Regions from separate parts of the Homo sapiens genome. Here region 1 is linked to region 2. Evidence: chromatin contacts called from ENCODE Hi-C data. All regions are on one chromosome and are shown on one strand. The core of a region is the stretch at or near the end of the contact, and the rest is flanking DNA. Distances in the headings are between cores, read along the strand shown.

What was found. Hi-C counts contacts between places; a loop is a spot of excess contacts on that map. Pooled maps may share reads with other maps.
Region 1: a map of naive thymus-derived CD4-positive, alpha-beta T cell shows a loop between it and region 2 (20-fold over the local background). The contact joins the promoter of CCDC28A-AS1 here to the promoter of PEX7 in region 2. A Hi-C loop is called at or near these places in 2 of 168 maps with a recorded cell type or tissue (CD8-positive, alpha-beta T cell and naive thymus-derived CD4-positive, alpha-beta T cell) and 10 of 50 pooled maps.

Annotation. Positions count from the first base shown.
Region 1 is chr6:138,771,120-138,776,137 of GRCh38, reverse strand. CCDC28A-AS1 (CCDC28A antisense RNA 1) reads left to right here and starts at 2,435. Exons shown (of 3, transcript NR_161205.1): 1 at 2,435-2,623. It overlaps CCDC28A (coiled-coil domain containing 28A), which reads right to left and starts at 2,369. Exons shown (of 6, transcript NM_015439.3): 1 at 2,236-2,369; 2 at 1-59. The coding sequence starts at 17. RefSeq lists enhancers at 2,057-2,116, 2,477-2,536, 2,557-2,606, 1,970-2,643, 2,644-3,318.
Region 2 is chr6:136,821,342-136,826,185 of GRCh38, reverse strand. It overlaps PEX7 (peroxisomal biogenesis factor 7), which reads right to left and starts at 3,594. Exons shown (of 10, transcript NM_000288.4): 1 at 3,391-3,594; 2 at 915-972. The coding sequence starts at 3,520. RefSeq lists enhancers at 2,984-3,143, 2,525-3,257, 3,258-3,990, 3,874-4,023 and a silencer at 3,314-3,693.

The DNA of each region.
Region 1 (5,018 bases), core at 1,186-3,685, 2.0 Mb before region 2:
ACTTTCCGCTCTTCCATTGTTTTAAGTTCCTTATTGCACCACGGCCAGCTTCTTAAGACCTAAATAAGGAATACAGCAATTATATATGTATGCTATAATATGCAAACATGAAAGAAATTCAAAGACCCATTTCACAGGGTCAAAAGAGGATCAAGAATTCCAGAGGGCATAAGAGAAAGTTAGAAAATGGGTCTCTTAAGTTTAATGTACTCTACTATGTACCCATAAGCCCCTAGCAAAATTGTCTGGTAGACAGTTTTTGTTTTGTTTTGTTTTACCATTTTCTTTATTTCTTCATCCTACAAATATTTACTGATTCTCTTCCACAAGCCAGACACTATTGTGGGTACTGGAGAGACGGCACTGAACAAGGTGTTTGACCTCAAGAAGCCTACATTTTACAAGGGGAACAACATATAAACAATAAACAAATGATCCACATAATATTCCCAGCCTGATTCAAGCTTCAGGTGGCCTTTAGGTCTTTCTTCCAAAATGTATGCTTAAGAAGAACCAAGTAGATTCAAACAGATGTATAATTGTCATAGGGATTTTACTAGCATTTTAAAAATCAACTAGAAGCCTTACTTCAACTACTAAACAGAAACTCAGTTTCTAGCTAGGGCTAATAATGATTCTAGCTTGGTGATAAGTGAAGTTCTAGAAAATCAAACTTGTTCGTTGCCTATTTTGAATATACTTTCTCTAACCATTTCCAAACAAACGTGAATTTTATGATATATATTTAGTTTTGCCCATATCAAAAAAGTTAACAATGTGAAGTTACAGATGGCCCTTCCATGCGGAATACGTGTAAGGCCTCCTAGTTATCCCTACACAATCCCCTTACTTTATCTATTAATCCGCTCTATTTTCTAACATCCATCTATTTAAAAAATACCCTTCCGGCCGGGCTCACGCCTGTAATCCCAGCACTTTGGAAGGCCAAGGCGGGCGGATCACGAGGTCAGGAGATCGAGACCATCCTGGCTAACACGGTGAAACCCCGTCTCTACTAAAAATACAAAAAATTAGCCGGGAGTGGTGGCGGGCGCCTGTAGTCCCAGCTACTCAGGAGGCTGAGGCAGGACAATGGCATGAACCCGGGAGGCGGAGCTTGCCCTGAGCCGAGATGGTGCCACTGCGACAGAGCGAGACTCCGTCTCAAAAACAAAACAAAACAAAACAAAACAAAACAAAAAAACCCCTTCCATACTTTATTTGTGCATAGTGTTAAATTTTTCTTAACTTCATTATTTCATATATCATAAGATGAATTTATATGGCTATCTCTACCTCATCAGGTTGTAAATTGCCTTCTAGAAACATTAGGCCGTTTTTGGCATGCTGTGTTTAATTTAGGCATGCCATGACCATTCAAAAAGATTCAAACCCATTGCTGTCGCTTAAAATAATTATTTGATGAATTCAATAAATTTTTCTTTTTCCTTTTGCCTGGACTTAGTGCCACTGGCACTGGAATTTAAACCACTGAGCTTAAATTGGCTGACGCTAGACAATTACAACTGGAGCTACAATACTGCCAAAGAAGAGGCTTTCTGGGAAAGGCTCCAATGCCCAGTCTCTAATCCCAGATACCACTGGGTGTCAATCCACTTAAACCTTGGCTAACAATTTTTCTTTTAAGAAGCATTTTTTGTAACAGAACAATAATTCTGGTGTTGTTTCAACATGCAACACAAATTAAATGAGAGTTTGAAAGATGACTGAATAGAGACGATTAGTTCTCTGAAGAGGCAAGGATCTGTAAAAATGTATGATACGCATAAACACGCTGGCCTGAAATTTAACGATGCTAATACACACTTGGTGGTACAAGAAAAAAAAATCTAGGAAGTAAAGCAATGCAAATAAACCAGTGGTGGTCTAAACCACAATATTCTGCGGAGCCAGCACTCGCGATTTCCTCGTTTTTGGAAAATTACATCTGTCACAAGAGCACTGAAACCCTTCCTGTATATCAAACAGCAAAGAATGTTTTAGAGAAGGCATAATAAGTAAACTGCTCATAGTTACTTATTCACACAGTGGTTTTAAGTGCCAGGTCTTGCCTCCAAGCAGTACCACTGGGCATCCCTCTTGACATCACCTCATTCCCCTTCCCCAATCTACCGAAGCGATGACCCTTCACCGCCCAGTACCCAGCAGTGACCAGAGTGGTGGGAAGGGCCTAAAGGGGCAGGTTGCGGAGGTTCCTTTGCTTCCACTACATACCTGAAGAAGAAGGGTATTGGGGCCCCCTTCCGCAACCCGCAAAGACCCGACAGCCTCAGAAGCCACCGCCGCAGCCACAAGCAGAGCCCCGGTCACATCCCGGGACCCGCTCCTCCGCAGCTCCGTTTGTTTACGGAAGTGACGTAAGAGGTACAGCCTCCATGCCCCAAGCGGAAGCCCCGCCTTTTCCTGCTCCCCCAGTGTCGCTCTTGGCTCCGCCCTCGGCATTTCATTGCTTCCCCTGTCCTTCCTTTAGCTGTAACTCCGGCGGGCGTGTTGGGTGTGTCGTTTTAGGCTCTGTGACCCAGGAGCAAGACGCAATAAGCGGGTGCAGTGGAGGTAGAAACGGGAAATGCAGTACCCTTTCCGGAAGCTACTCCGCCCCTCGGTGAGTGTTAGATTCCCCCCCCGAACTACAATTCCCAGAATGCTGTTCGAGCATGCCCGAAGGCGGAACCAGAGTGTCGCCATGCAACTGTTCCTTGGTTGTTTCCGATTGGTTGCCCGGACTTCTCGCGGCTAAACTAATTTTGGCTCCAAGGCGGCGTGAAGAGTGTGATTCTGTTCAGCGACCGTGATTCTGTTCAGCGACCATGATGTTGAGCCCCTAATTGAGAGTCTGTTACCACTATTAATAGCTACTCTGTTCGGGCCCTACACATAACGGTGTATCTAAACCTCTCTACAATTTTATGGGTAGGTGTTATACTCTCTGTTTTACAAATGGGGAATTTGAGGCTCAGAAAGGCTAATTGATGCAGGTGTCTCTCTGTCGTCAAAGATAGTTCTACTTCCACTATACTTAAAGCCTCTGGAGAAGGAATTGCAGGCTGAGAGAAAGAGATCTATCTTAAATGAGGGAAGAAATGCACGTTTCATTGCCTGGTCTGGGTAGCCTTCCCGGTGTTGGAGTGGGAGGTGGGAAGGTTTTAGATTCACAGGTCCTTAGATTGAAGGGACTCTGGAGGAACACCACATAGCACCCCCCGCATTAGCTAATGGGGAAACCATATCTAGAGATTGTATCCATGCCAGAAAAGGCAGAGCAAAGACAACCCCAGTCTCTTGGCTTCTAGGATAGGATGTTCTTCCGCCACCCGCCATTTAAAAAAAAAAAACAAAACTATTGAAATGTTAAAAAAAAAAAGCACAGAATAAACAACGCACCCACTATCCAGAACGAACAGATTTATGAATGAAAGAAATGGAGCATTACAGATAAAGAAGGTGTTCCCTATTCTCAGTCCCATTCTACTACCACCCTCAGAGAGGCAACCAGGATCATGAATTTGATATGTATCTTGCCAATCTAGGTTTCTATATTTAAACTATTACTATGTATTATAAACAATATGTAGAATGGTTTGGGGCATTTGAAGTTTTACATGAATGCTATTATATTTTGTGTATTGATCTGCAACTTGATTTTTTCACCAAATTCTGTGTTTTTGAGAGCTATCCACATTGATAAATATAGCTAGACTTTATCAAATAGATTTGTCACAAATTATTTGGGAATTCCCATAGTGATGGATGTTTAGGTTGTTTCCCATTTTTCACCATTACAAACACTACTGTACAGTCTGCTCAATATCTTTTCCCAGTTTCTCCTTTTAATTAATGTCGAATTGTCTTATTTGTATGAACAGAGCTTGCAACTGGTGATTCACATGCTACTTTTTTTTTTTTCAAATTGGTTGCTAACAGCTAAAATTGAAAGAATAAAAACAATGTGGCATCCCATGAATTAACGGGAAGATCTGACTACGTTAGATGTGCATTGTAGCCTGGCAACAATGGTTCAAGCTGGAAAGCATCTGCCTCCTTTACCTCAGTTCAAGTAATATCTAGTTTTTCTTTGTCTTTAGTACCCATCTGAGCCCTGTAGCATTTGTGTTTACAACCTCCAACATGATGTAGGGACACAGGAAAGTACCCTTCTAAATGGACATGTTTCAGGTATTCAGAAATAGGTATTCAGGTTTTGAATACCTATTTTAAGTCCCTATTTTAGCCACACCCTGTGATAGGAGGTCAGGATGCATCTATCAACAAAAGGTACAAGAGCTTTATAGTCAGAGATCTTATATTCCCGATATAAGAGACTGACAATAAATTAGTATGCAAATAAAATAGTTTCATTTAGTCAGATGAGAGTCCTGAAATAACAGCTTAAGGTCAAAAGTAGTTTGTACTGAAGGAGAAGTATCAGGGAAGGCCTTCCCGAAAATGCAGCTTTGAGGTAGAGATATGAATAAAGTGCATGAGCCAGCCATGGAATGATCTGAGGAAAATGAGTCCTTGAGTGCCAGGCACGGTGGCTTTTGCCTGTAATCCAGCACTTTGGGAGGCTGAGGCAGACAAATAGCTTGAACCTAAGAGCTGGAGACCAGCCTAGGCAACATAGCAAAACCCTGTCTTTACAAGAAATACAAAAATTAGCTGGGCATGGTGATGCAGGCCTGTAGTCCCAGCTGCTTGAGTGGCTGAAGTGGGAGGATCACCTGAACCCAGGAGGTCAAGGCTGCAGTTAGCCATGATCATGTCACTGTGCTCCAGCCTGGGTTACAAAATGAGACCCTGTCTCAAAAAAATAAAAAAAAAATAAGAAGGAGAAGGAGAAGAAAAGAAGCATTCTTGAATAGAACATACGGCTAAAATGCAGGCCATTAGGCAAAATGAACTTTAACATGTTTGAGGAAGCAGAGGGTTAGTGAGGTGAATTGTACTGGGCTAGGGACAGAGTGACGCAAGATAGAGTTGTTGTAGAGGTACAGTTTCAA
Region 2 (4,844 bases), core at 2,345-4,844:
GCACAACTACGGGAGTTAAGTAGAGTAGGTACTTGACAAATATGGCAACAGATTCAGAAAGGTTAAAAAAAACAGTCCAGTGGAATGTAGTAGTCCAAAAATGTAATAGTACACAGTATACTGCTCCACATTTTTTTATGTTTAAATTTTATAATTTATGAGTGGACACTAAGAGACAGGCTTCAGATTTGTTTTGTTTTTTATTTGAGAGAAAGAGTCTTGTTCTGTCATCCAGGCTGGAGTGTAGTGGCCCAATCACAGCTCACTACAGCCTTGAACTGGACTCAAGCAATCCTCCCACCTCAGCTTCCCAAGTAGCTGGGACTACGGCCTAAAAATTAAAAAAATTTTTAGGCTGGGCCCAGTGGCTCACGCATATAATACCCACTTTGGGAGGCCAAGGTGGGCAGATCACCTGAGGTCAGGAGTTTGAGACCAGCCTGGCCAAAATGATGAAACCCCATCTCTACTAAAAAATACAAAAATTAGCCGGGTGTGGTGGCGGGCACCTATAATCCCAGCTACTTGGGAGGCTGAGGCAGGAGAATCACTTGAACCCAGGAGGGGAAGACTGCACTGAGCCAAGATGGCGCCACTGTACTCCAGCCTGGGTGACAGAGCCAGACTCTGTGCATAAAAAAAAAAAATTTCTTTTAGAGACGGGGTCCTCCTATGTTGCCCACGAGGCTGGTCTTGAACTCCCGGCCTCAAGTGATCCTTCTGCCTCAGACTTGGGAATAGCTGGGACTACAGGTGCGCACCACCACAATCAGCTAAAAATAAGCTTCATCCTATGCAAACGCCAAGGTTCCTTTTATACTGTATATTAAAACATTAATCAAAGAGTCAAAACCTAATTCTATTAAGGCTTTAATAGCAACAATATATACCTTTAATAATTTCAGCCCCCTTACCTTCTAAAAAGCCTTAGCCCAGCTTCATCTGGATCCAATATTAGTAGGGTTCCACAGCCTAAAGAGAAAAAAAATCAAGGTCATCCCTTTGAACCTGCCAGGGTAACATCGAAAGTCAAGGAGTTATCAAGTAATTGATACCTGATTTTAATACCACAAATTTTTCCCCAAAGTATTTGGGACCTTGAATACCAAATGGTCAGGTGATCAATTTCTCCCTAAAGTTTTTGGGACATGAATACCAAATGTGTTCTCTATTTCTGTTTTTCCATATTGTACTTCAGTTACTAAATATTCAACTTCCCATTGCACCTATGATTGGAATTCAGACATGGACCTAACAGGGGGGTGAAATACTTAAGGGCCTACTCTGTAGCCAGACAAGGCACCAGAGACACAAACCTTCCAAGTTGGTGTTATCATTCCTACTGACAGATGAGAAACCTCTGGCTTACAGACCCCAGGGACTGCACTCCTCACCAGTAAATCTAAAACACATCTCACACAGGATTTTAAAACAAAATATGAATGCGGAGATACTTGGTGGGATTTACTACATAACTGGTGGTAATAAAGTGCTGAAAACAGTATTAATATGTTACCTGTCAAAGATTATTTTACCAAAGGGCCATTGTATTTTAAAAGTTATGTTTACTTTTTATAGAGACCAAGGGGGAAAATCTCTTCTATTTAAACATGACTGAATTTTTTTTTTTAAATACCAATTCCCTTTAAAGAGTTTTTGCATAAGATTTTAAGTAGCATTACAGGCCAGTCACAGTGGCTCACGCCTGTAATCCCAGCACTTTGGGAGGCCAAGGCAGGAAGATCGCTTGCACCCAGTTCCGGACCAGCCTGGGCAACATAGTGATACCCTGTCTCTACAAAAATAAAAAATCAAAAATTAGCCAGGTGTGATGGTACATGCCTGTGGTCCCAGCTACTGGTGAGGTTGAGACAGGAGGATCATATGAGCCCAGGAGGTGGAGGCTACGGTGAGCTGTGATTGCACCACTCTACTCAACCTAGGCAACAGGGTGAGACCCTGTCTCTAAAGAGAAAAAGAAAAAAGAAAAAAAGAAAACTACTACCATTATAGACTCATGAGTCTTCAGTCTAACTGGTGGGCCATGTAAATCTGAATGTGCAAGCACTAAGAGCTAATAATGAAAATAAATCAAGTATTTCTCTGAGTTTTAGAAGTAACATTTTTTTCTGCTGTAGGACAAAACAAAAAAATACAATAGACCACTGACATTATGAAATGAGTTTTTGCATCTCGCTTCAGTGCGTATAATAGCTAGGACATGAATTAAGGCAAAAGCGAGAATGAACCTACGCCTTTTCATCTAGTCCACGGACTAGATGGACTCTTTTTTTTGAGACGGAGTTTTGCTCTTCTTGCCCAGGCTGGAGTGCAATGGCACGATCTCGGCTCACCGCAACCTCTGCCTCCTGGGTTCAAACTATTCTCTTACCTCAGCCTCCCGAGTAGCTGGGATTACAGGCATGCGCCACCACGCCCGGCTAATTTTGTATTTTCAGTAGAGATGGGGTTTCTCCATGTTGGTCAGGCTGGTCTGGAACTCCCGAACTCAAGTGATCCGCCCACCTCGGCCTCCCAAAGTGCTGGGATTACAGACGTGAGCCACCGCACGGCGCTTGGCCTTTTTTCTTTTTAAGACGGGGTCTCAGTCTGTCACCCAGGCTGGAGTGGAGTGATGTGATCTCAGCTCACTGGGCTGGGGCAGAGTGATGTGATCTCAGCTCATTGTAGCCTCAACATCCCGGGCTCAAGCGATCCTCCCGCCTCAGCCTCCTGAGCAGCTTTAACCACAGGCTGAGCCAATGCGCGCGACGGGAGACAATTAACTGGAGTCTGTAACACCTACTTGCGAATGTGTGCATTCCTCGTTAGACAACTACAGGTAAGAACTGAACTTGATATATTTCATGGTGTCACCCGTGGGACTCCAGGCGTCCATTCAGGAGCATCGTCCTTAGGAAGGCCAGCCCGCAGGTCGCAGCTCAGTGCTCGAATGCAGACTGGGAATTGTGGGCCAACTCGCGAGCCCTGGGTCGGTTCTGGCTCAGACCGTCTTCCCCGTACTGCTGTGCCGAGCGGACCGATCCAAGGGACCGCGCAGGCTCCCCCGGCTCTCCCTACGGGGACGTGTGCCTGGGCGTGTGACACGTGGCGGAGGCAGCGCGGTCTCAAGGAACAAGGACACGGGCTACTAGGCTACACGTATATGCACTTGCACACAACTGGAAGATCGACTCCTGCTTCAGACCAACTCCTCGCACTCGGCAAAGAAAGGAGAAGCGCCGACCAGCGCCTCTTCTGCCCCCTGGCGTGGACCCGCGGAACCGTCTACGCTCAGAGGGGCTTTCCCTCGAGCGCGAGGAACTGGAGCCCGGCTGGCCCCCGCCTCCGCCTCCGCCCCCCGGCCCCAGCTGCGCGGCGCCGCCTCACCCGCGATGCCGTAGTGCTGCGCGGTGGCGCAGGCCAGGCGGCCCGGCAGGTACGGGGAGAACTCGGCGGCGTAGCCGTGGCGTCCCGGCGTCCGCAGCATCCGCGCCGCTCCACCGCACACCGCACTCATCCCGCCCGCCGCCCCCGGCCCTCGCTGCCCCGGCCGCGGAAGCCGTTCCGAGTCGGAGGCACACTGGCGCGGTTAGAGAGACCAGGCAGACCGGACGGAAGTGTGGGCCCCGTGCCCTGTGTTTGAGATTCTGATTGGTCCGCACAGGAAAGGGCGTTGACTCCGACGGAGACCATTTTTGTTTTGGGTGAATCCAAACTGAATTGCGCCTGCTGCAAAGATACAGATCTATCAGGGGAGTGATCCAGGGTTAGGTATTATTAATAATTACGACAGCTTTTGTCGTTGCATCTCAGCCTCCTCTGCGGTGCTATCTGGTTTTTATTTCATTGAGCGTTTGGAAGACTGGCATCAGGAACTTTTCCTGATGATTATAAAGTGAGAAAAGTTACAGCCGACTCTGAAACCACGCAGCGCGTCCAAAATTGCGTGCTGCGTTGCCCAAGGAAACTGGAAGCAATGAGAACTTAAGTCCGTGGAGTCACTGCGGTCTTTAGGAATAAGAGCGTGGGCTGGTGGGCTACTTTCACACTGTAACTGGAAAAGATGAAACACCAACTCCAAACCAACTCCCCATGCTTGGCAAGTGAGAAAAAGGAGCTGGCCAGTTCTAATGAAGCTAAGCAAAAAAGCAGCACATCATCATATACAACTTTTTTAAAAAGTATTACTATACATGTATATATTGTATGGTAATAAGTGCTCAGATGCTGGTGCTCATTCATTCATTTATTGCCAGGCATATACTATGTGGAGAATGACCAAATATAATTTATCTGCCAAACCAAGATACTTTTGAGAGTAAAGAGGGTGTAATTATTAAGCCAGGTCAACAGGCACAAACCAAGTCGTATGATCATCTTAACCATATACCAAGAACAGTACTAGGCATTTGGGATTCAAAATAATGGGATATGGTCCATGGCCTCAAGAGATTAGAGAAGAAGACTAAAAGAGAAGTCATGTAATTAGTTAAGTGTAATCAAAATACTGTAGAGGCTATGATAAATTTATATGGGGTATTTTTAAAAGGTGATTGTCCGTGCCAGAGGTATGGAAATTGCAGGAAAGGCTGCAGAAGAGAGATAAGTCTTTATGGTGATTGCACACAGATGAGTAGGTTTTCTTTAGGTAGACAAGAAGATGGAGATCTTTGTAGGAGCAGGAATAACATGAGCAACCCAGGAGATTTAAACCAGCATGATCCATAGGGGGTCGTGGCTGCCAGGACTCAGCCTGGCCAGATGGAAGGGATACGGTGAAAAAAATATTGGGTGGGGAGACTGTAGAGTGTTTTACTGGGGCTAGATCATGAAGAGTCTTA